Regions from separate parts of the Homo sapiens genome. Here all the other regions are linked to region 2. A link is an interaction called in ENCODE POLR2A ChIA-PET data of the cell type or tissue named here. Cell type or tissue: A673. All regions are shown on one strand. Links, peaks and the distances in the headings refer to the core of each region. The heading gives the core; the rest is flanking DNA.

What was found. Peaks named below come from ENCODE experiments on the same cell type or tissue, not always from the same donor. Only the 100,000 strongest peaks of a DNase experiment are listed, where the experiment ranks them.
Region 1: POLR2A ChIA-PET joins it to region 2 with 6 read pairs; 6 of 35 experiments call an interaction of 5 or more read pairs at or near these places.
Region 3: POLR2A ChIA-PET joins it to region 2 with 9 read pairs; 3 of 35 experiments call an interaction of 5 or more read pairs at or near these places.

The regions. Positions count from the first base shown.
Region 1 is chr7:101,225,126-101,235,887 of GRCh38, forward strand. CLDN15 (claudin 15) reads right to left here. Exons shown (of 5, transcript NM_014343.3): 2 at 9,153-9,317; 3 at 7,708-7,789; 4 at 7,479-7,595; 5 at 6,969-7,390. The coding sequence ends at 7,285. Among named protein-coding and RNA genes, the nearest start is that of CLDN15, 7.3 kb to the right of the region's middle. RefSeq lists a silencer at 1,928-2,104 and an enhancer at 6,425-7,346. In A673, for the core only: no CTCF peak of the experiment used is centred there; no DNase peak of the experiment used is centred there.
Region 2 is chr7:101,095,798-101,103,335 of GRCh38, forward strand. TRIM56 (tripartite motif containing 56) reads left to right here. Exons shown (of 3, transcript NM_030961.3): 3 at 1-2,170. Among named protein-coding and RNA genes, the nearest start is that of TRIM56, 14 kb to the left of the region's middle. RefSeq lists enhancers at 3,595-4,302, 4,303-5,010, 4,371-4,665, 4,418-4,562, 4,463-4,607 and cis regulatory regions at 4,485-4,495, 4,530-4,540. In A673, for the core only: no CTCF peak of the experiment used is centred there; a DNase peak (open chromatin) is centred at 4,484; H3K27ac peaks cover 1,967 bases.
Region 3 is chr7:101,308,810-101,316,199 of GRCh38, forward strand. It overlaps IFT22 (intraflagellar transport 22), which reads right to left. Exons shown (of 5, transcript NM_022777.4): 5 at 2,105-6,473. The coding sequence ends at 6,325. EMSLR (E2F1 mRNA stabilizing lncRNA) reads left to right here. Exons shown (of 2, transcript NR_110115.2): 2 at 1,675-2,530. Among named protein-coding and RNA genes, the nearest start is that of EMSLR, 4.2 kb to the left of the region's middle. RefSeq lists an enhancer at 169-996. In A673, for the core only: no CTCF peak of the experiment used is centred there; no DNase peak of the experiment used is centred there; H3K4me3 peaks cover 566 bases; H3K27ac peaks cover 435 bases.

The sequences.
Region 1 (10,762 bases), core at 5,416-10,415, 130 kb after region 2:
TCTTTTGCGATTTTTTTTTCTTTTAGCTCATCAGCTATCGTTAATGTTAGTGAATTTTATATGTCTCCTAAGACAATTCTTCTTCCAATGTGGCCCAGAGAAGCCAAAAGAGTGGACACCCCTGGATTAGAGGCCCCTGGTCTGGGTGGCCCTGGGTGCTGTGACTCATGTGAACTTCTTATACCCATACCTTGTCTAAATGAATTGCAAGCTGTAATCTCGTAAGGTCCTTTTGGTTGCTGTATTAAGGCCCAGAACCCTGTTAACCTCATAGCAAAGCAAGTGCTTAGTAAGTATCCATTGAACAGATGGCCTCATTAAGATATTAGAGAGATCCAGCAAAGTCAACGTTAGGCACCATTTTTTTTTTTTCTGAGATGCAGTCTCGCTCTGTTGCCCAGGCTGGAGTGCAGTGGCGCCATCTCAGCTCACTGCAACCTCCACCTCCCAGGTTCAAGTGACCCTCATGCCTCAGCCTTCTGAGTAGCTGGGATTACAGGCGCCTACCACTATGCCCAGCTAATTTTTGTATTTTTTGTAGAGATGGGGTTTCACCTTGTTGGCCAGGCTGGTTTCGAACTTCTGACCTCAGATGATCCACCCGCCTCGGCCTCCAAAGTGGTGGGATTACAGGTGAGAGCCACCGTGCCTGGCCAGTCACCATGTTAGGCCTTCACTTTTGGGTACTTTCCTGGGGGTTGGCTCAAGTATTCCCCAGGGTTTTCTTGAGGAACTGCCTCCCTTTCTCTGAAGACTTGCAGCTGGGCAGGCAGTACTGGTTTTGGTGTCAGCTTCATGTTGGGGGGCTGATGTCAGGATTCAGAGACAATCCAGGTGAGGTGGTTTTTCAAGATGGCTCAAAAATCTTTGTCCTCCCATTAAAAAGTGGAGTGTTACGGCCAGGCAAGGTGGCTCACGCCTGTAATCCCAGCACTTTGGGAGGCTGAGGTGGGCAGATCACTTGAGGTCAGGAGTTTGAGACCAGCCTGGCCAACATGGTGAAACCCTGTCTCTACTAAAAATACAAAAATTAGCTGGGCATGGTGGCGTGTGCGTGTAGTCCCAGCTACTCTGGAGGCTGAGGCAGCAGAATCGCTTGAACCTGGGAGGCGGAGGTTGCAGTGAGCCGAGATCACGTCATTGCACTCCAGCTTGGGCAACAGAATGAGACCCCGGCTAAGAAAAAAAAAAAGGCCGGGTGCAGTGGCTCACGCCTGTAATCCTAACACTTTGGGAGGCCAAGGCAGGTGGATCACCTGAGGTCGGGAGTTTGAGACCAGCCTGGCCAACATGGTGAAACCCCATCTCTATTGAAAGTACAAAAATTAGCCGGGCGTGGTGGTGGGCACCTGTAATCCCAGCTACCTGGGAGGCTGAGGCAAGAGAATCGCTTGAACCCGGGAGGTGGAGGTTGCAGTGAGCTGAGATCTCACCATTGCACTCCAGCCTGGGCAACAGAGTAAGACTCCATCTCAAAAAAAAAAAACAAAAAAAACAAAATTAGCCAGGCATGGTGGCATGTGCCTGTAATCCCAGCTACTCAGGAGGCTGAGGCAGGAGAATCGCTTGAACCCGGGAGGCAGAGGTTGCAGTGAGCTGAGATCGCGCCATTGCATTCCAGCCTGGGCAACAGAGTGAGACTCCGTCTCCAAAAAGAAAAGAAAAGACTATTTCGGGGCTGAACAACACCATCTGTGCTTCTCCGTGGCATCCTAGGCTGGGATTCCCGTCCAGCTTGCACTGTCAGCACAATCTCTTTGGATTCTTTCCTAACTTAGCTGACTGTTTCATATTTTGTGGTTATAAAAAGAGGCACACTGGTTCTGTTCAATGTAAGATTTCTCTCCCCAGTGACGTACTCCGCCTTCCAAAATGACCTTGAGAGGACAGGGCTGGACCCTGAAGGCCTCTGGTTGCTCTCTGATGCCATCCATGACATTCTCTAGGAAGCTGAGTCCAGGGACTTTGGACCCCCATTGAAAAACCATAATTCGGCCAGGCAGGTGGCTCACGCCTGTAATCCCAACACTTTGGGAGCCCGAAGCAGGCGGATCACTTGAGGTCAGGAGTTCGAGACCAGCCTGGCCAACATGGTGAAACCCAGTCTATACTAAAATTACAAAAATCAGCTAGGTGTGGTGGCACACGCCTGTAATCCCAGCTATTTGGGAGGCTGAGGCAGGAGAATTGCTGGAACCCAGGAGGCAGAGGTTGCAGTGAGCTGAGATCACGCCATTGCACTCCAGCCTGGGTGACAGAGCAAGACTCAGTCTCAAAAAAAAAAAGAAAAAAGAAAGAAAACCATAATTCCCCAAGGACAGCCTGAAACAATTTTGCCAGCTTCCTTCATGCTAGGGAGATTTTTTCCTACCTTGGGAGACACCTGGTCTTTGGGAAATGTATACTCTGCTCTAAGGTTCTAGAAGGTAAACCTAGTGTCATGTGATAAGGGCAGCACCCCCCTTTCCTGGGAGCACAGAGGAGGAAGAGGTTGGTGCCAGGGTTTGGAAGTGTGGACACGGGTGGTTACTCCTAAAAACTTCAATGAGGCTGGGTGCTGTGGCTCAGGCCTGTAATCCCAACGCTTTGGGAGGCTGAGGCAGGAGGGTCTCTTGATCCTAGTAGTTTGAGACCAGCTTGGGCAACACAGGGAGACCCCATCTCTACAAAAAATTTAAAAATTGGCCGGGCACGGTGACTCATGCCTGTAATCTCAGCACTTTGGGAGGCCGAGGCAGGCAGATCACGAGGTCAGGAGATCGAGACCATCCTGGCTAACACGGTGAAACTCCGTCTCTACTAAAAATACAAAAAATTAGCCGGCCTGGTGGCGGGCACCTGTAGTCCCAGCTACTCGGGAGGCTGAGGCAGGAGAATGGCGTGAACCCGGGAGGCGGAGCTTGCAGTGAGCCGAGATTGCGCCACTGCACTCCAGCCTGTGCGACAGATCAAGACTCCGTCTCAAAAAAAAAAAAAAAAAAAAAATTAAAAATTAGCCAGGTATGGTGGCGCACACCTTTAGTCCCAGCTACTCAGGGAAGGATGGCTTGGGCCTGGGAGGTTGAGGCTGTGGTGGGCAGCAATCACTTTACTGCAGTCCAACCTGGGCAACAGAGCAAGACCCTGTCTCAAAACAAAACAAAAAAAAGATCTTGATTTTAATTGATGTGAGTTAGGAGAGCCAAGAATTCTGGGAAGCAGGGCAATTGTGTCTTCAGTCTTGGAGAAATCCTGGTCTGAGTACTAACTAGTGGTGTAGCTCGGACAGGTCACTTCACCTCTCTGATGCTGTTGGAGCCATGCTGCAGCTATTGCAAGAATTCAATACACCTAGCCCGAGACCTGACTTCTAGTGAGTACGCAGCAAATGAGAGCGCTTGATGATACTGCCAAGACCTAAAGCATGTTGTTGAGTTTTTCACAGCCAGCTCCCTGGGGACTAAACCCAGCACCTGGCCCAATTGTCAGGTAGCCAGCAGTTTGCATTTACATTTCTTTTTTTGAGACAGAGTGTCACTCTGTCGCTCAGGCTGGAGTGCAGTGGCATGATCTTGGCTCACTGCAACCTCCACCTCCCAGGTTCAAGTGATTCTCGTGCCTCAGCCTCCTGAGTAGTTAGAATTACAGGTGCCCACCACCATGCCCCGCTAGTTTTTGGATGTTTTTTATTTTTTCTTTTAATTTTTTTGAGACAGGGTCTCACTCTGTCACCCAAGCTGGAGTGCAGTGGCACGATCTCAGCTCACTGCAACCTCTGCCTCCCTGGTTGTTCAAGCGATTCTCCTGCTGCAGCCTCCTAAGTAGCTGGGATAACAGGCACCCGCCACCTCGCCTGGCTAATAATTTTGTATTTTTATTAGAGATGGAGTTTCATTATGTTGGCCAGGCTGGTCTCGAACTCCTGACCTCAGGTGATCCGCCAACCCCGGCCTCCCAAAGTGCTGGGATTACAGGTGTGAGCCTCTGCGCCCGGCCAGTGGTTTACATTTGTGTTTGCTCCTAGGCTGTGGGTTCTTTGAGGGCACAGGCCCACTCCAGCTTCTAGCAGGGAAGCAGCTCAGTATGTGTTCTGAAAAAGGGCAAATGTCTCCATAACCCTTTGTAGTCACATGTCCACCCGGGAAGAAATCAAAACTCAACCTGGTGACCATATTAAGGCACACACTTAAATGCCGAGTTGTAAAACTGGGCACAGGTTGTTTTTCCTGAAGGGGGAAGAAGTGAGAAGAGGCAGGCTGGTGTTGGGAAAAGGAGGTAGACATGTGGGGGTGGCACACTGAAGACTTTTGGAAGTGCCTGGAGGTGTCAGCAGTTGTAATTGACTTTTGTCTTCCTTCACTATAGGGAGCACTCTCATGGCCTTTCAGGATTGTAAGACACTTTTTGTTTGTTTTTCAAGACGGAGTCTCGCTCTGTCGCCCAGGCTGGAGTGCAGTGGCACAATCTCAGCTCACTGCAATATCCATTTCCCAAGTTCAAGCAATTTTCCTGCCTCAGCCTCCTGAGTAGCTGGGATTATAGGTGTGTGCCACCACTCCTGGCTAATTTTTGTATTTTTAGTAGAGTTGGGGTTTTGCCATGTTGGCCAGGCTGCTCTTGAACTCCTGACCTCAGGTGATCCGCCCACCTTAGTCTCCCAAAGTGCTGGGATTACAGGTGTGAGCCACTGCTCCTGGCCCTAATTTTTATTTTTTTAGTAGAGATGGGGTCTCGCTACGTTGCCCAGGTTGGTCTTGAATTCCTGGGCTTAAGGGATTCTCCTGCCTTGGCCTCCCAAAGTGCTGGGATTATGGCCATGATCCACTGAGCCTGGCCTGTAAAAGACACTTCTACTGAGCCTGGCCTGTAAAAGACAGAAGACGGTGTGGAAGGAGAGGATTGCAGTTGGTCACAGACTTGTTGGCCACAGGACCCTTTATGTAGGGAGCAGCTCAAAAGGCACCAGGGCATCTGGCCAGGCGCAGCGGCTCACACTTGTAATTCCAGCACTTTGGGAGGCTGAGGCAGGCGGATTACCTGAGGTCAGGAGTTTGAGACCAGCCTGGCCAACATGGTGAAACCCTGTCTCTACTAAAAATACAAAAAAATTAGCTGGGCATGGTGGCGCACGCCTGTAGTCCCAGCTACTTGGGAGGCTGAGGCAGGAGAATCTCTTGAACCTGGGAGGCCGAGGTTGCAGTGAGCCAACATCGCACCACTGCACTCCAGCCTGGGTGACAGAGCAAGACTCTGTCTCAAAAAAAAAAAAAAAAAAAAAAAAAAAAGCACCAGTGTTTCTGGCTGGAGCCCAGCCAAAAGGATCCCAAGGATCCCAGCCCCAAGGTGAAGGTGTGTCCAGGGCCCAGGAAGCAGCCTGGTGTGATGGTGGAGCACGGTTTATCCGGAGGAAAGGGAGCAATGGGGATGGAGAGGTGGGCCAGGCCCAGGCAGCATGTCAAGTTCATAACTGTCTGGGGCTTTCTTCTGGCGGGGCCAGGAGCTGCCAAGGCAGGGCGGTCGGTGGTTCTCCAGGAGTGCATTAGGAAGACCGTGCTTGAGACGCCCAGTTGGGGGAACCCTGTAGTTGTGGGGGGGCAGGAGAGTATGAGGGCCTGCCCCAGGACCAGCAGTGGAGAAGAGAGAGAAGTAGATGGGTGTGAAAAACACCATAGAGGGAGAGTCTGGAGGATTTGGCAATGAACGGAGGAGAGGAAGTGGTGGAGCAGAGGGGAGGGAGAGGTTGTCCATCTGCAGACAGAGATGTCAGCCATGCTGGTGACAGGGGTGATGGGGACTGCAGCTCTGCGGAAAGTGATGAATTCGATGTGTCTGGAGCCCACATGGTAGGAACATACATGTACTTCTGAAGCGCAGGGGAGAGGCACAGGTGGAATGCCAATGCAGATCTCTCCATTCCAGGGGAGGGTTGGTGAGGGCGAATGAGATGAAGGAGAAAGGGGAGGGGCTGTGGTCAGAATCCAGGGCTCCCCAAGGGACTGGCCACTTGTTCGCACTGCAGAGGATAGTGCTGGGATGGGGCTCCATTGCCCACTTTGCTGGATACCAGGCTTCTTCCTAGCGGCCTCATTGTCCTTTTGTTTTCTCTCTTTTTTTTTTTGAGACAGGATCTCCCTCTGTCGCCCAGGCTGGAGTGCAGTGGTTCACAGCTCACTGCAGCCTCCAACTCCTGGGGTCAAACGACCCTCCCACCTTGGCCTCCTGAGTAGCTGGGACTACAGTAACGCACCACCATGCCCAGCTAATTTTTGTATTTTTTTTTTTTAGTAGAGAAGGGGTTTCACCATGTTGGCCAGGGTGGTCTTAAACTCCTGACCTTAAGTGATCCTCCTCGCCACCCCCCCTCCCCCGCCTCAGCCTCCCAAAGTGCTGGGATTACAGGCATGAGCCACCACACCTGGCCTCACTGTCTCATCTTAAGCGGGTGCAGCTCTGTGCTTAGCACCCACTGGGCCTGCAGCAAACCCACCCACAACCCAGAACCGTGTCTCAGCCGGACACCACCGAGGTGCACACATACCCACCGACAGACCTCCAGAGGCTCTTCTGGAAGGTACTGTACCTTCCCCGGAGAAAGTCTCTGCACCATTCCCAAGTTAATGTTAAACAGAATTTCAAAAGGCTTATCACTCCTGATAACCATCCATGCTCAGGCCCAGGGCACGCAGCTCTGCTCTAGACTGGCCATGGAGAGTGAAAGGAGCAGCTTGGGGTCTCAGGCTGGCCAGGGGCCATCTCTGCTATTTCCAGTTTCCTGCAGCCGGGACTTCCGGGATCTGCTCCTTGGTGACTCTTACCAGCAATTATGTGCCACTGGCGAAATCACTTGCAACCCCTCTTCTATTTTGCTGTACAACACAGCCCCAAAGTGGTGGACAGGGTGGCAGTCTGGGGTCCCAGACCTGAACCGACCCCTGGCACCACCCCTCACCCCTTGCTTGGCCGGCCGCTTCTGACACCTTCAAGCCCTGAACGGTCACAATATGCATTTATTAATGAATGTATTTATACACAATACAAACGTGCGGGGACACCGTCCCCTTCACAGCCCAGAACCCAGGGTCAGAAGATGAGGGATCCAGCCTCAGAGGGGAGATATGCGACTTCCCAAGAGCAGTTCTTGGCCTGGAGGGGCCATGAGAGTGCAAGACACGGGGCCGTGGCCGGGGCGGGGCTACGGGAGCGGGGCGTGGCCGGCCCCTGAGGTTACTATAGGGGAATGGGCCCCGGCCAGGTCCCCTCTCCTTGGGGCAGTGGGAAGACAGCGGGGCCCACGGGCCAGAGCTGCTACACGTAGGCGTTTCTGCCGTATTTGCCAAAGCTGCTGTCGCCTTCTTGGTCCGAGGTGGCGACGGGCATCACGGACACTGGAGCCTGGTAGGGCCGCCGGGCGCTGCGGGGAGGGCCCGGGGTCAGAGCGGGGGCGCGGCCCTCCTCTCTCCAATCCCGCCCGGCCCCAGCCTGCGCCTCACCCTGCTCACCTGGCGGCTGGGTCCTCGTCAGAGCCGCAGCAGCAGGCGGAGCAGAGGCAGAGGCCACCCAGGATGGAGATCAGTGAGGCGCTCCACCCCAGGTAGAGGGCGGGGCCCAGCTCGTACCTGCGCACAAGGGCGGCGCGGGGGCGGGGGACAAGTGAGACGCCAGCCGGGGGGCAGGGCTGAGTCCCACCCGCTGCCCCGAGGGCGGGGGGTGGGGGGTTTCCTCACTCACTTGGTTCCGGGGTACAAGGGGTCGAAGAAGTCCCGGGTGATGTTGAAGGCGTACCAGGAGATGGCCACCATCCCGCAGATACCTGGGGACCGGAGGACGACCCCAGTCCAGTCCAGGGGGAGGGATAGTGGGGGAGGGGGCTTAGGGGAGAGGCAGGCAGGGGCTGCCCAGAGTAGGACGGGGGCACCAAGTCCCAGAGCAGCAATTTCACTCAATTCCTTTCTCCCCACCCCAGTTTATAAGCCTTCCTCCTTCCTGGGGTCAACTTCTCAGGGTAGCCCTTAGGCCCCAAGTCCAGCCCACCCAGCTCATCTCACACTACCTCAACCTCCTCCTGCCTCTTCTCTCTTTGGTCCCAGATCTACCTAGTTCATGCCCACCTCTAGGGCCTTCATCCCATCATCTCCTCACCCAGATGGAGCCCCATCCAAATCCCGCCCACCCTTGAAACCTTGAAAACCCAGCTGGGCCATGGGAGTCCAGGGTCGTCCTTTCCTGAAGCCAGGCAGACCCCCGGGCTAGCACCACCCTACTCACTGGGGGCTTGTCCTCTTGCAAGCCACCTGACCTTTCTGGGCCTGTTTTACCTCTGGAAAACAAGCAATACCCACCCTACCTCAAAGGCTTATTGTGAGGCAATGGGTACAGAAATGTTCTGCAAATTGAAAAGCAATGGCCAGATGGCATTGTTTTTGTTTTTTGCTGAGACGGGTTCTCACTATGCTGCCCAGGCTAGTCTGGAACTCCTGGGCTCAAGGCAGTTCTCCTGCCTTGGCCATTTTTTTTTTGACAGTCTCACTCTTTCACCCAGGCTGGAATGCAGTGGCACAATCTTGGCTTACTACAACTTCTGCCTCCCAGGTTCAGGTGATTCTCCTGCCTCAGCCTCCAAGTCAGTGGGACTACAGGTGCCTGCCACCACGCCTGGCTAATTTTTTTTTTTTTTTTTTTTTTTTTTTTTTGGTATTTTTAGTAGAGACAGGGTTTCACCATGTTGGCCAGGCTGGTTTTGAACTCCTGACCTCAAGTAATCCACCCACCTCAGCCTACCAAAGTGCTGGGATTACAGGCATGAGCCACCATGCCCCGTGGTATGGCACTGTGGACGTGCACTGTGTGTGTGCGCCATAGCGTGCACCCTAACTCTGCTCCCCAGCTAGGATGTAAGCTCCCGGAGGCAGCCGCTCACTCTTATCTTCGAAGTCCCTCCCACACCTGGCCGTGGCCAGCCCCTACTGGGAGCTCAAGAAACACTGCCGATGGGCTGATTTGCAGCCAGGAGATCTGGGGAGTACAGATGAGGCAGGGGTGAGCAGGTGTCCATGCAGCAGGGTAGGGGAGGTGAGCATGAGGAGTGGGAATTGGAGAGGAGATTAGATGAGGACAAAGCAGCCTGAAGTCTGCGGTTGAGGGGGACCCCCGCCCCATCACCTTCCCCCAGTTACCGGCCAGAATGTGGAGGGCCCCTGCGGTGGCCGCCAGCTTGGCTTTCCTGGAGAGCTCCAGGCCCCCAATGTTGGTGCAGCGCAGGCCCGCTATGCCTAGCAAGAGGCCGAGGAAGCCCAGGAGGATGGCGGTGATCATGAGTGCCCGGCAGGCCTGAATATACCCTGGGGGTGGGCACAGTTGTCAGCCTTTCCCATCTCCCCTCTGCGACGGAGCCAGCCCAACAGCCCCTCACCATCCCAGGTTCAAGTGATTCTCCTGCCTCAGCCTCCCCAGTAGCTGGGATTACAGACACGCACCACCACGCCCGGCTAATTTTTCTGTTTTTAGTAGAGACAGGGTTTCACCATGTTGTCCAGGCTGGTCTCGAACTCCTGACCCCAAATGATCTGCTTGCCTCGGCCTCCTGAAGTGCTGGGATTACAGGCATGAGCCACTGTGCCAGGCCCCCCTCACCTTCTTGCTCTCTTGTACCTAACAGTCCCCACATCCTCTCCTTCCCCTGGGCTCCTCCAGCCTACCCAGTTGCAGTCACCCTTCCCTCCTTAGGCATCTGGGCCCCTCCCACCCTGCTCCCCACTCCTCCCATGCACCTGGCACGCTTTGCTTGTGCCTGGATTACAGGCTTTCTCCTGGGCACTCTTGACACCTGAGCTGGGCAACTCTATTCTGGGGGCCGTCCTGTGTACTGTGGGATGTTCAGAAGCCTCCCTGACCTCTACCCACGGGGTGCCAGTAGCAACCCCCTCCCCACAAGCTGTGACAATCATTGTGCAAAGTCGCCCGGCTGAGAACAACTGCCCTATCAGGTTGCTCTCACGTTGCTGGGTATACAGAAACCACAGCTAAGCATCGCTGTCGCCTTCCCCACGTCTGATTCCACTCCAAGTCCTTCACTGTCCTAGCCCAGTGCTGGACATTTTGACCTTGGTTTCTTCCTGGAGTAACAGGTAGGGGGCAGCGGTGCTGTACAGCAGAGGGCCTAGGGCAGTTTTAGAGACAGGGTCTTGCTTTGTCGCCCAGGCCAGAGGACAGTGGCGCCACTACAGCTCATCACTGTAGCCTTGATTGAACTCCTGGATGCAGGCGATCCTCCTGCCTCAGCCTCCTGAGTAGCTCAGGTTACAGGTGTGGACCACCACACCCGGTGGAGTTTCTGACCTAGGTGGAATCCTGGGCCCAGGACCGATCCAGGTCAGTCTAGCTCAGTCTTTCAGTGCCTCAGTTTCCCTTTTCTCAGAGCTGGAGGCTGCGGGCTCCCTCTTGCTTCCCCCTTCTCCTCCCTTCTCTGTCTTTGATAGTTGCCAAGCATTCCAAGGACCTTGCACCCCTTTCCCGGGTGGGGCATAACTGTTGGTGCTGAAGGGGAAAGGCTGGGTCCCTGCCAGGAGATGCAGGGTGCAGAGTCGGGGGGTAGGCAGGAGGGACAAAGTTCTCTGGGAGCACTTTCTTCCTCCCAGCCACTCCCTCTGGGGCTGACACGAGTCTGAGTCCCCAGGTGGCTCTAGCAGTCAATGGAGAGATTATGGAAGAGCCCAGGGGCACATGGGCTGCGTGGCCAGGGGCTGGGGTGCACGGTTGGGAGACGCAGTCAGGTCCCTCTCCCAGG
Region 2 (7,538 bases), core at 1,933-6,932:
TTGAGCATAATTTGGAGGTAAAATCTCCAACACCGTAACTGAGTGGCCTGGGGACCTGATAGAAAGCCCTGCTCAGGACTAAGGCAGAGTTCCCAGTTATATCGCAGATACAAAGAGACCAGGAACACGCTTGTAATCACAGCACTTAGGGAGGCTGAGGCGGGTGGATGACCTGAGGTCAGGAGTTCGAGACCAGCCTAGCCAACATGGTGAAACCCCCATCTCTACTAAAAATACAAAAATTAGCCAGGCGTGGTGGCACATGCCTGTAATCCCAGCTACTCAGGAGGCTGAGGTGGGAGAATCGCTTGAGCCCGGGAGGCAGGGGTTGCAGCGAGCTGAGATCGTACCACTGCACTCCAGCCTGGGCAACAGAGTGAGACCCTGTCTCAAAAAGAAAAAAAAAAAAGAGAGAAATCAGGAACATCATGAAAGATACAGCAAAATGTTTTACCCCAGCCCACTGCACCACACCTGGGATTGTGACAATTAACTTGATAAATTGTTCCTTTTCCTGTTCGGAACTGACTAGGTTGTGCGTGGATGGACCAGTGAAAAGAAAATCCTGTTTGGGTAGGGAAGAGGGAAGTAGAAAACCTCTTTCGTATTCTTGGTGTCAAGAAATGGGAAGAGAATGAGGGAGCAGAGACCTGGGTTGAGTGTTGGCTCTGCACTAAACAGCTGTGTGATCTTGGTCTAGTGCCTTAACCTCTCTGAGCCTCAGTTTGTACATCAGTAACATTGGGATAATGACATCCACATGCCCACTTCACAGAGCTGCTGTGAGGACTGGATGAGAAATGTAGAGAAGTATTTCGGACACCATAAAGCTCAAATACAAGGTGTTGGTTAGGAAAAGTTTCAACTGACTTGTACCCACCTGATACCCCTCCATCAGCATAAGCGTGTATGAGGATGTTAGGTACATGTGTTGTGAGTGAAAGCTCTGGAACACCCGAGTAGAGCTTTCTGCAAATCAGCTTCTCCTTCAGAGGAGACCATTTTGTTTTGCTTTCCAGCAGTTACTTGAAGAAGCCTTATCTGAAGTCACAACAGTGACTTCAGGAATAGAAGGGACCAATGGCCAGCTTGCTGAAATGTAATGCCATTCTTAAAAGCCAGCTAAGAATCAGACCGTATTAGTTAAGGACCCATAAGAGTAGACATTTAGAAAAAGTGAAAAATGGCAAGAGTGGCCCAATCTTTTGAGAGTTTAGAGAAAATATCATTTGGAAAGGGAGTAGCTCTCCTTCTATTTTAGCCTTATTATTACGGTATCTATAAAGCAATGCCATATTCTAAATCTGCAGAAATAAAATTCTAAGGGGCGAAAGTCCAAGGCAGAAGTCAAAAGTTTTGCAAGGAAACCGATGAGGTTGCTGACCTGAGCTGGGCAGGGTTGAACAGGCGAGTGCCAAGATCAAGGTCTCTGATTGTCTCTCCTTGAAAGGTAAGCAGAGAACTAGGGCTATCCCATAAATTAAGTGGGAGATTGGAAAGGGGTGCGGACTTCTGTATTGGGGAGAAGGTCTTGGATGAACTGGGGCAGAGAACTGCCAGAGAGAGTACCTAGGAATACGTTGTTAGCAGGAGAAAGACCAAGTTCAGATGCAGACTTGGGAAAGTAGGTAACTTGACCAAAGGTAGCAAAATTAGACTACCCAACTGGATTGTGAATGCAGTTTATGAAATGGATCAGGACAGGAGCAAAAATAGATTTTCTAGAAACTGCAGACTCCTGTGATTGGAGCAGTATACAAAGTACAGCAACATCAGACTAGATCTCACCTGAGGTGCTGGGTGAGAAATCTTAGGGACCAGATGGAAGAGGGCCTGTGTATAAAGACATTAGGAAGGAGGTTTGGGAGGGCAGCCTGACTTGTCTCCAGAGAAAGTTAGAACTGGTTGACTTAGCAACCAAGGGACACTGGGTCAAAGACGAGGAATCAGGACGTCGGTGCCTAGTGACTGAGCGCCAGCCCAGCCCATTTCTCTACATTGCCATGGGCTAAACCCAGTGTGCTGTAAACTCTTCAGTTCCTTTGGTTATGGATTTTGTATCTTTTCTGTGTTTCTTAATAAAGTTCTTTTGAAAAATGGGAACCTTTCTCAGATGGGAATTTTGTATCTTTCCTCTGTTTCTTAATAAAGTTCTTTTGAAAAATTGGAACCTTTTCTCAGAAGGGTTTATGGATACGGGGAACCTTTTTTTTTTTTTTTGAGACGGAGTTTCGCTCTTGTCGTCCAGGCTGGAGTGCAGTGGCACGATCTTGGCTCACTACAACCTCCACCTCCCAGGTTCAAGCAATTCTCCTGCCTCAGCCTCTTGAGTAGCTGGGATTATAGGCACAAGCCAACACGCCTGGCTAATTTTTGTACTTTTGGTAGAGACGGGGTTTCACCATGTTGACCAGGCTGGTCTAGAACTCCTGACCTCAAGTGATCCACCCGCCTCAGCCTCCCAAAGTGCTGGGATTACAGGCGTGAGCCACTGCACCCGGCTGGATACAGGGAACCTTTAACAACCAGGCCCAGATAGTGAAGGAAATCAGGTCATCAAAGCCACCCAATGGTAGGTAGCTCCCAGGGTGGCCACACAGATTCCTTGGGGACATTGCAGAAGCATGCACCTTCTGGGTGGGAACCAGTAGGTGATCTGGCCCATGCTGGCGCATGCAGGGCTCCACCTGGGCACACGCAGGTGTGATATGCAGGAAGTACATGAGGGACCCAGGTCATGGTGGCTGTGCCCACCACGTGGGGCTTTGTTTTGGGGTTTGTGGAAGCCAAACAAGCACCTGTGGGTACCTTCCCTTTTCTATTTTTTCTATTTATTTTTTTGAGACGGAGTCTCTCTCTGTCATCCAGGCTGGAGTGCAGTGGCGTAATCTCGGTTCACTGCAACCTCCACCTCCCGGGTTCAAGTGATTCTCCTGCCTCAGCCTCCCGAGTAGCTGAGATTACAGGCACCCACCACCATCCCCTGCTAATTTTTGTATTTTTAGTAGAGACAAGATTTCACCATATTAGCCAAGCTGGTCTCCAGCTCCTGACCTTGTGATCTGCCTGCCTTGTCCTCCCAAAGTGCTGGGATTACAGGCGTGAGCCACCGTACCTAGCCCCCTTTTTTTATTTTTTATTTTGTTTTTTGAGACAGGGTCTCACTTTGTCGCCCAGGCTGGAGGGCAGTGGTGCGATCTCGGCTCACTGCAGCCTCAACCTCCAGGGCTCAAATGATTCTCCTGTCTCAGTCCCTCAAGTAGCTGAGATTACAGGCACTCACGACCATACCTGGCTAATTTTTGTAGAGATGGCATTTTGCCATGTTGGTCAGGCTGCTCTCAAACTCCTGGGCTCAAGCGATCTGTCCGCCTCGGCCTCCCAAAGCACTGGGATTACAGGCGTGAGCCGCCGCATCCAGCTGCATCTGTGGGTACTTTCCAGCCTGTGGCATTTGGGGTCCTCCCTGCAGGGGGGGCGGGTTCTAGGAACATCTACCTACTGGCCAAACCCACTCCCCTAACCTGGTATCCAAGAGCCCCCAAAAAAGCTTCCTTCCTCTCCCCTCCAAGTTTTCCCAAAGAGGAAGAGGAATGATCTCAGCCTCTGGCCTCCCCATCAAATACAGGAGAACCGATAGCAGTGGCTGAGATCTTGCCTTCGCCTGCTCCCCATCCATTGACTCCCAGAAGCCTTCACATTCTGTTACATATGAGAAAACCAACCGAGGCTTGGCGAGGCTTGCTCAGAATAAGTCGATTTCAATTTAGACTGAGAACTGTCTGACTCCAAAGCTGCCCTTCCTAGCACCCAATGCCCAGTTCTCTGCCTTCTCAAGCAGCTCAAATCCTGGCCGAGTCACTTGAGCCTATCTGTATCTCTGTTTCCTCATTTATAAGATGAGTGAGTGGATGAAATAAGATCTGAGATGCTAAGCCGGGTACAGTGGCTCACGCCTGTAATCCCGGCACTTTGGGAGGCCAAGGTGGGCAGATCACCTGAGATTGGGAGTTGAAGACCAGCCTGACCAACATGGTGAAACCCCGTCTCTACTAAAAATACAAAATTAGCCAGGTGTGGTGTCGCATGCCTTTAATCCCAGCTACTTGGGAGGCTGAGGTAGGAGAATTGCTTGAACCCGGGAGGCAGAGGTTGCAGTGAGCCAAGATGGCACCTTTGCACTCCAGCCTGGGTAACAACAGTGAAACTCCATCTCAAAAAAAAAAAAAAAAAAGATCTGAGATGCTGCCCCGTGCTAATAAACCAGGCCCTGGTCCCTATTAGGAGAGGTCTGGAATTTTGACCTAAGGGGGGTGCTCAGAGACACACCATGCACCCTGCTGGCATCCTGTTCAAGGCCCCCAAGACGGAGATGGAGAGACACAATGACAAGCGGGGAGGGAATGCTTTGAATGGCTTGGCGGGGGAGAGGGCCCTCGGCTGCCGGTGACAGCCTGAATAAGAATTCTGCAATTCATCCTCTGATGACTCAGCTAGTTGGACCGGCGCCTCTGCCAACCCTGGGGAGCATGAGTCAGCAGCTGAGGGGGCCGATGGCAGGAGAGATCGCTGTGGTCCATGTGAGCAGTGACTGTAGGGAGAACGGCCTGTTCCCAGCTCCTAACCCCAAGGCGGAGCATCTGCCTCTGCGGTCGGACACACACGGGCCTCAGGTTCTTAGCCATGTGGCCAAGCCTCCTCCCTCAGACCCGATCTCTCCTCCTTTGCACTAGTGCAGTCACAGCCCCAGAAACGCAGGGGTCACGTCTGCTCCCCACAGCCTTGGTGAGCAGCCGTATCTGCAACAAGAGACTCTGCTCCTCCCTCCTCTTCACTCTTTCCGTGGGGTTAGATTGACCTCCCAAGCACAGCAACGAAGCCCATGCCGGAGAAGAGGAGAAGGAGGGACGTGGCGCAGGCCAGGTACATGGCTGGGCAGATGGCCACGGCGTCCTTCCCTGCTTCTGGGGGTTGGGGAATGGGTTTCTCGGGGGTTGATATTTTTGCTCAGGGGCCAACTCAGAAAACCTTCCTTCACACTTGGAAACAGCCGTATCTATGTTGCCTCCCGTGATCGTAGGTTAGGGACGGTCCATCCACTTATTCACTTATTAGAAGAAAACAGCCAAAGCAAGCCAAGGTGCAGCAGACCCCCGAGTCCAGAGAGCTGCTGGTGGCACAAGGCCGCAGAGTGAGGCGCACACGCAGACCTCACCCCCTCCAGCAATGCCTGCCTGCCATGCCTGGCAGCTCTGATCATCATCTAACTTTTTTTTTTTTTTTTTTGAGACAGAGTCTCTGTCACCCAGGCTGGAATGCAGTAGTGCAATCTCAGCTCACTGCAACCTCTATCTCCCAGGTCCAAGTGATTCTCCTGCCTCAGCCTCCTGAGCAGCTGGAATTACAGGCACCCGCCACCATGCCCAGCTATTTCTTCTATTTTTAGTAGAGACGGGGTTTCACTATGTTGGCCAGGCTGGTCTGGAACTCCTGACCTTTAGTGATCTGCCCGCCTCAGCCTCCCAGAGTACTGGGATCACAGGCATGAGCCACCGCACCCGGCTTCACTGCCTAACTTAGATTGTTCACATGCAGCTCCTTCCCTGCCTACAAAACCCTTCAGGAGGACAAGGGCTTCTAATTCATAGTGGGCACTCCATAATCAGGTATTTTGGAGATATCTATTGGTTGAAATAACGAATGAGTGAATGTATGCTAAAGCCTAGTCACTTTCGTTCAGATCGCATATACACTCCAGGGCAGGTGGCAACTCTATTGAGGGGGTGAGACCCTTCTGCAAAAGAGATTTATTAATTATTCCTTTCCTTGGAAGGGAGGCATGAGTAAGAATGAAGTTATTTAAGCTCAGTGGCTCATGCCTGTCATCCCAGAGCTTTGGGAGGCGAAGGAAGGAGGATTGCTTGAACCCAGGAGCTCGAGACCAACCTGAGCACTATAGCGAGACACCATCTCTACAAAAAGTTTAAAAATTGGCTGGGTGTGGTTGTGTGCACTTATAATCCCAGCTACTTGGGAGGCTGAGAGCAGGAGGATCGCTTGATCCTGGTAGGTGGAGGTTGCAGTAAACTGAGATTGTACCACTGTACTCCAGCCTGGGTGACAGAGCGAGACCCTGTCTCAAAACAAAACAAACAGAAAGATAATAACCCCTCCCTGCTGGGCTTTTTATTTTTCCATACCTCTCTAACCTTCTAACATACTCTACCCTTTCATTATGTATTCTGCTTATTGTTACCGATTTTCAACCCCTGTAGAATGCAAGCCCCATGAGGACGGGGGACTTTGTTTTGTTCACTGATAGGTCCGGAATAGTGCCTGGGCTATAGTACATGCAGAATGAGTGAATGAGTGAATGTATGCAGGAATGAGAGTGGGATGCAGTGTACATTTCCTCCCAGCCAGGCTCCTTTCTGCCTGCCATGCATACCACATGGATTCTCTTTTGGTCCTCTCAGGAATTCTATGTGGGGGGGGTATCACTCCCATCCCCATTTTATTTTTTTTATTTTTTTATTTTTGAGATGGAGTTTTGCTCTTTCGCCCAGGCTGGAGTGCAGTGGTGCGATCTCTGCTCACTGCAACCTCTGCCCCTCCAGGTTCAAGCGATTGTCCTGCCTCAGCCTTCCGAGTAGCTGGGATTACAGGCATGTGCCACCACACCCGGCTAATTTTTGTATTTTTAGTACAGACGGGATTTCACCATGTTGGTCAGGCTGCTCTCAAACTCCTGATCAGCCTCAAGTGATCCACCCGCCTCAGCTTCCCAAAGTGCCGGGATTACAGGCGTGAGCCACCACTCCTGACCATCCTCGTTTTAAAGATGAGGAAGGTAGCCGGGTGTGGTGGCTCATGCCTATAATCCCAGCACTTTGGGAGCCGTAGCCTGTGTATCGCTTGAGCCCAGGAGTTTGAGACCAGCCTGGGGAACATGGTGAAATCCCATCTCTACAAAAAATACAAAAAATTAGCCAGGTGTTGTGGCGTGTACCTGTAGTCTCAGCTACTTGGGAGGCCGAATTGGGAGGATCATCTGAGTCCGGGAGGTTGAGGCTGCGGTGAGCCATGATTATACCACTGCACTCCATCCTGGGCTACAGAGCTAGACCCTGTCTCAAAAACAAACAACCAAAGAAATAGGCAGCGTGCGGTGGTTCACGCCTGTAAACCCAGCACTTTAGGAGGCCAAGGCGGGAGGATCACAAGGTCAGGAGTTCGAGACCAGCCTGGCCAATATGGTGAAACCCCGTCTCTACTAAAAATACAAAAAAAAGTTAGCTGGACTTGGTGGCAGACGCTTGTAATCCCAACTACTCGGGAGGCTGAGGCAGGAGAATTGCTTGAACCCGGGAGGTGGAGATTGCAGTGAACTGAGATCACGCCACTGCACTCCAGCCTGGTGACAGAGCAAGACTCTGTCTCGAAAACAAACAAACAAAAAAACCATGAGGAAGGTGAGGCTAGAGAGATTATGCAACAAGGTCACCAGTAGTTAGGCAGAGGTGAAAGTCCACATGGCC
Region 3 (7,390 bases), core at 1-5,000, 210 kb after region 2:
AGGGAGAGGGGAGGCCAGGCGCTCTCAGGAGTCCCAAAGGACAAATAATCCCGCCGCTGCCGCGGGACCCAGACACGAGCCAACTGCGCGCCCGCCCTGCCCCGCCTGAGCTTTCCGTCCGCCGCCTGGGGCCCAGCCCTTCCCTGTCTGTCACAACCAGAGCCCAAACCCCGGGGGCCTGAGGACAGTCCACTGGCGGCTCCGTCCCCTGAGGACCTTGAGCAGGAGGGCCAGGGGCCTGGGGATTGGTGGCTGTTCTGCCCTTTCCGCCACCGTTGGCGGCTGAACACTCCTCCCCGGGGTCTGGGGTCAGGGACCCAGCCTGTGGGATACCACCCAACTGCAACTGTCCTCATCCACATCACACTCACTGCTCCAGGGCCTGGGATCAACCACGAGCTTAGCTGGGGCTTGCAGGGACCAGCCCCACAGGGTCGGGGGGCTTCTCCCTGTGTGCGGCGACGAGAGAGTGTAGAAATAAAGACACAAGACAAAGGGATAAAAGAAAAGACAGCTGGGCCCGGGGCACCACTACCACCAATGCGCGGAGACCGGCAGTGGCCCCGAATGTCTGGCTGCGCTGTTATATTTTGGATACAAAGCAAAAGGGGCAGGGTAAAGAGTGTGAGTCATCTCCAATGATAGGTAAGGTCACGTGGGTCACGTGTCCACTGGACAGGGGGCCCTTCCCTGCCTGGCAGCCAAGGCAGCGAGAGAGAGAGACAAAGAGAAAGACAGCTTACGCCATTATTTTTGCATATCAGAGACTTTTAGTATTTTCACTAATTTACTACTGCTATCTAGAAGGCAGAGCCAGGTGTACAGGATGGAACATGAAGGCGGACTACGAGCGTGACCACTGAAGCACAGCATCACAGGGAGATGGTGAGGCCTCCAGATAACTGCGGGCAAGCCTGACTAATGTCAGGCCCTCCAACAAGAGGTGGAGGAGCAGAGTCTTCTCTAAACTCCCCCGGGGAAAGGGAGACTCCCTTTCCCGGTCTGCTAAGTAGCCTGTGTTTTTCCTTGACACTGAGGCTACCACTAGACTACCGTCCGCTCGGCAAGGGGCGTCTTCCCAGAAGCTGGCGTTACCGCTAGCCCAAGGAGCCCTTCTGGTGGCCCTGTCTGGGCATAACAGAAGGCTCGCACTCTTGTCTTCTGGTCACACCTCACTATGTCCCCTCAGCTCCTATCTCTGTATGGCCTGGTTTTTCCTAGGTTATGATTTTAGAGCAAGGATTATTATAATATTGGGATAAATTAATTACTACCAACTAATGATTAATGATATTCATATATAATCATCTCTAAGATCTATATCTGGTATAACTATTCTTGTTTTATATTTTATTGTACTGGAACAGCTCGTGTCCTCGGTCTCTTGCCTCGGCGCCTGGGTAGCTTGCCGCCCACAGGGGCTGCCACTACCAGGATTCGAGCAGAGCACCTAGAGGACTCCAAATTGCTCCCCTGAACCCATTAATGCCAGAGCCAGCCTACACCGCTCCTGGGCTCAAAGACTGGCCCACCTTAGCCTCTTAGTCCCCAGCAACCACACCCTCCACTAATAACCACACCCTAAGCCACCCAAGAAATCATACAGAGCCTACAGTACTACCCCAATCAAAGCCAAAGTGCCCCACCTAACCAACACCCTATCTACATTTTTAGGAAGAAGTCCTCCCCTACAAAGCAAATTCACAAACTTGGAAGAAGCAATTTACACAGGATGTGCAGATCTCAATGGAAGGACACGGGAAACGTGAAAAAGCAAGGAAGTGGGACGCCTCCAAAGGAACCCAGTAATTCTCCAGCAACAGATCCCCATCCAAAAGAAATTCAAGAAATGTCATATAGAGAATTGTGGAAACTGATTTTAACCAAGATTAGAGGGATTCAAGAGACTTCTGAAAAAGAAAGTAAGGAAATGTCAACAGCAATTCTGGATATGGTTGAGGTATTTACCAACCAGATACAGAGTTTTCCAGAGCACATGGCAAATGTGGAACTGAAGAAATCACTGGATGAAATACAAAGTATACTCGAAAGCTTCAATGATAGACTAGATCAAGCAGAAAAAAAACTCTCAAAACTTAAAATCTGAAGGCTTTTACTCAATTCAAATATTTAATGGGTTGTACTCTGGCCATTCAGGTGAACAAAATCTGCTGGGTTAATTTTTTTTTTTTTTTTTTTTTTGAGATGGAGTCTCGCTCTGTCGCCCAGGCTGGAGTGCAGTGGCGGGACCTCGGCTCACTGCAAGCTCCGCCTCCCAGGTTCACGCCATTCTCCTGCCTCAGCCTCCTGAGTAGCTGGGACTACAGGTGCCCGCCACCACACCCGGCTTATTTTTTGTATTTTTAGTAGAGGTGGGGTTTCACTGTTAGCCAGGATGGTCTCGATCTCTTAACCTCGTAATCCACCCGCCTCGGCCTCCCAAAGTGCTGGGATTACAGGCGTGAGCCACTGCGCCTGGCCTTGGGTTGTTATACTGGGGTCTTGAATAATCATTAAAGGTGAAATGAAAATAATTTCCTTTTGAGGTGGTCAATTTTGTGAGATGGATTCTTGTTAGGCAGCTGTCATGGAAAGATGATTTAGTTCAGTTGACATTAATAATACGCATGGTAATCCTAACAGGTGAATGTGGTTCAAACTAAATTGCCAGGGAATTGTCATGGTCTAGAAAAGCCACTCTCTCCAGTAGACTGCTCACACAGCTACATGTCAGCCCTCCTCACTGTGAAAGTGACAGACACCCTAGCATTTTTATTCATCTCCCTTAGGTGCCTCAACTTTTTCTCCCACTCTCAGCTGAAAAGAGCTACATCTACCATTTCATCTACTTAGTGTATTTTCTTATTGGCTATGTTAAAAAATTACAAACATAACAATTATGAATGAAAAATAACTCCATGGCTGGGTGCAGTGGCTCACACCTGTAATCCCAGCACTTTGGGAGGCTGAGGCGGGTAGACCACAAGGTCAGGAGTTCAAGACCAGCCTGGCCAAGATGGTGAAACCGTCTCTACTAAAAATACAAAAATTAGCCGGGTGCAGTGGCAGGCACCTGTAATCCCAGCTGCTTGGGAGGCTGAGGGAGGAGAATCAGTTGAACCCGGAGGGTGGAGATTGCAGTGAGACTCTCAAAAAAACAAAACAACACAAAAAAATCTCCTAAGATGATTAAAACAAACTTGCTTCTACAATAAACCGTAAACTCACCGTATCTAGTGATTCTGTACATTAAATCTTTTGAACATGTTTACCAATTTGGTGTTATGAAAAATTTTTTAGAGGTTGTGTATGGGCTGGGCACAATGACTCATGCCTGTAATCCCACCACTTTGGGAGGCTGAGACGGGCGGATCACTCAAGGACAGGAGTTCGAGATCAGCTGGGGCAACATGGCAAAACCCCATCTCTACAAAAAGTACAAAAATTAGCCAGGCGTGCACTAATTAGTGGGCTGGACCATTACTGGTGTGTGTATCTCTAGTCTCAACTACTCAGAGGCTGAGCTGGCGAGATCAGTGGAGCCCAGGAGATTGAGGCTGCTGTGAGCTGTGGTCATGCCACTGCACTCCAGCCGGGATGACAGAGTGACACCGTGTCTCAAAAAAACAAAAAACAAAAAATTGTGTCTGTACTCCACTTTCCAACTGGATATAGTGTCCATATCAAGGTCATCTAAATAAATATAATGTTTTGGAGAGAGTTGTTTTTTTTTTTTTTTTTTTTGTGACGGAGTCTCGCTATGTTGCCGAGGCTGGAGAGCAGTGGCGCGATCTTGGCTCACTGCAACCTCTGCCTCCTGGGTTCAAGTGATTCTCCTCCCTCAGCTTCCTGAGTAGCTGGGATTACAGGTACCCGCCACCAGGCCCAGCTAATTTTTTGTGTTTTTAGTAGAGTCGGGGTTTCACCATGTTGGACAGGCTGGTCTCGAACTCCTGACCTTGTGATTTACCTGCCTTGGCCTCCCAAAGTGCTGGGATTACAGGTGTGAGCCACTCCACTCGGCACTTTTTTCTTTTTTTTGAGATGGAGTTTTGCTCTTGTTGCCCAGGCTGGAGTGCAATGGCACAATCTCGGCTTACTGCAACCTCCGCCTCCCAGGTTCAAGCGATTCTCCTGCCTCAGCTTCCCAGGTAGCTGGGATTACAGGCACGTGCTACCACGCCCAGCTAATTTTTGTATTTTTAGTAGAGACGGGGTTTCACCATGTTGGACAGGCTGGTCTTGAACTCCTGACCTCAGGATTTCCACCCGTCTCAGACTCCCAAAGTGTTGGGATTACAGGCGTAAGCCACTGCACCCGGCCTCCAGGCTCAAGCAATTCTTATGCCTCAGCCACATGAGTAGCTGGTATTACAGGTGTGTGCCAACATGCCTGGCGAATTTTTGTATTTTTAGTAGAGATGGGGTTTCGCCATGTTGGCCAGGCTGTTCTTGAACTCCTGGCTTCCATCAGTTCTCCCATCTTAGCCTCCCAAAGTGTTGGGATTACAGGTGTGACCCACTGCAACTGGCCAGGCACTTCAATTTTTTTTTTTTTGCTCTGTCACCAGGCTGGAGTGCAGTGGTGCGATCTCGGCTCACTGCAGTCTCCGCCTCGCGGGTTCAGGCAATTCTGCCTCACCCTTCTGAGTAGCTGGGACTACAGGCATGCCCCACCATGCCCAGCTAATTTTTGTATTTTTAGTAGAGACGGGGTTTCACCATGTTGGCCAGGATGGTCTCGATCTCTGGACCTTGTGATCCGCCTGCCTCGGCCTCCCAAAGTGCTGGGATTACAGGCGTGAGCCACCACGCCCAGCCAGGCACTTCAAATTTTTTGTCTCTGTGTGTCTGCGAATAACTGAGAAAGTGCCACAGTATTGATTTGGGGGTTACAAACATATTTTAGTGAGTAGGCAAATTCTCAAATACAAAATCTATGAATAAGGATCAAGTATACGTTCATTTGGCATTTTAAGTACCCCAGGTTCCCTCATTATCTGAGGGAGGGCAGCATATGAAACTTATTTAGACTTCTTCTTAAACATTTAATGTAATTTAATTTATTTGAGACAGGATGTCTGTTGCCCAGGCTGGAGTATAGTGGCGCGATCTCGGCTCAGTGCAATCTCTGCCTCCCAGGCTCAAGCAATTCTTATGCCTCAGCCACCTGAGTAGCTGGTATTACAGGCGTGTGCCAACACACCCTGTGAATTTTTGTATTTTTAGTAGAGATGGGATTTTGCCATGTTGGCCAGGCTGGTCTTGAACTCCTGGCCTCAAGTGATCCGCCTGCCTTAGCATCCCAAAGTGCTGGGATTACAAGTGTGAGCCACCGCTCCTGGGCTAGAACTCTTTTTTTTTTGAGATGGAGTCTTGCTCTGTTGCCCAAGCTGGAGTACAGTGGCGCAATCTTGGCTCACTGCAACCTCTGTCTCCCGGGCTCAAACAATTCTTATGCCTCAGCCTCCCAAGTAGCTGGGATTACAGGCACGCGGCACCACACCCAGCTGATTTTTCTATTTTTAGTAGAGATGGGGTTTCACCACGTTGGTCAGGATGGTCTCGATCTCCTGACCTCATGATCCGCCCACCTTGGCCTCCCAAAGTGCTGGGATTACAAGTGTGAGCCACCACGCCCCGCCTAGAACTCTTATAGAGAATGAAGAATGCGTTTTGATTTTCTTTTTTGCATATCCAAGACATTGCACTCAAGTTTCTGAATCGGCCTATTAGGTTGGTGCAAAAGTAATAGTGGCTTTTGCCATTAAAAATTAAAAATGGCAAAAACCACGATTAGTTTTGCACCAACCTAACATTTAGGAAAATGGAGAGTTCCACGAAGGTGGGAATTTCTGTCTTTTTCATTTATGCTGTCTATGGTCAGCAGCTAGAACAGCAGTGCACACACAGCAGGTGCTCAGCCAGTCGGTATTTGTTGGGTGAATCAAGGAATGAAAATCACATTCAAGCCAATACACGTGATTAAACTACTGTTGTATCATTGGGCTGCGACGGTTACAAGTCCACAAACTGTTTAACTGGACATATGTGAGGTGGTAAATCCCTCCATTTTACAGGTCTTTGGGAAGTTCTGGGGCCAGGAAATCCAAATTTGATAATAGGATTTTCTCAACTGAACTCAGGGCAGAGCACAGATGGTCTGAGTGAACGCCCTGTGTGACAGGTGCCTTCCTGCAGGTAGGAACACTTCCTCTGCAGTCAGAGGGAGAAGAAAACATCAGGAGCTGGATGTGATTTCAGATCTGCACCGAGAAACATGCTGATTTCACTGGGGATGTGGCAGTCCCAGGTGAAGGCTGGCTAGGTCATAATTGACATCTCCTCCCTGTCTCTGCTCTCAGACATGGAGTTGATTATGCTTTTTAAATACTTTATGAATTCCATCCGGATCTCCTCAGGGTCATCTTCCAGGTTTGAGTGCACCAGCTTCAGCTTGTTCAAGGGTGGCGCTTGAAAATGAAGATAAGGTTAATTAGGCAAAGAGTTTCCATGAAGGGCCCTTTATAGCTCCCAATGAAACTTCTAGAAGAAATTTAACTTTCTGAAGTTCACAGATCAAGTTGTCTTCTTGACACCAGAGAACAGAGAATGGGTTTGCTATACTGCCCCCTGGCGACAGGATGAAAACCTTACAAACCACTTTCCAGGTCTTCTGTTCTTAAACCAGAAAGGAATAGATTCTCTATTATTCTCATTTTGTTTCTGAATATTTTGTGAGTTCTTTTTCAGGATGACTGTGTCACCTCTGGGATGTGTGTTATGTGAATTGGAGGTTTTTCTCCAGAAAAGTTCTTTCAGAAAGAGTGCCCCCCTAGTTGTACCCAAGAATAGCTACAAGGATTTTCCCACTCTGTATTCTGCTCTTTTTTTTTTTGAAACAGAGTTTCACTCTTGTTGTCCAGGCTGGAGTGCAATGGCACAATCTCAGCTCACTGCAACCTCTACCTCCCAGGTACAAGTGATTCTCTTGCCTCAGCCTCCTGAGTAGCTGGGATTACAGGTATGCACCACCACCCCTGGCTAATTTTTGTATTTTTAGTAGAGATGGGGTTTCACCGTGTTGGCCAGGTTGGTCTAGAACTCCCGACCTCAAGTGATCCGCACACCTTGGCCTCCCAAAGTGTTGGGATTACAGGTCTGAGCCACCGCACCCGGTCTTTTCTCTTTTTTTTTTTTTTTTTTTGAGATGGTGTCTCGCCCTGTCACACAAACTGGAGTGTAGTGGTGAGATCTCAACTCACTGCAATCTCCGCCTCCTGGGCTCAAGCAATTCTCCTGCCTTAGCCCCCTGAGTAGCTGGGAGTACAGGCGCCTGCCATCATGCCTGGCTAATTTTTGTATTTTTAGTAGAGACGTAGTGGACTCA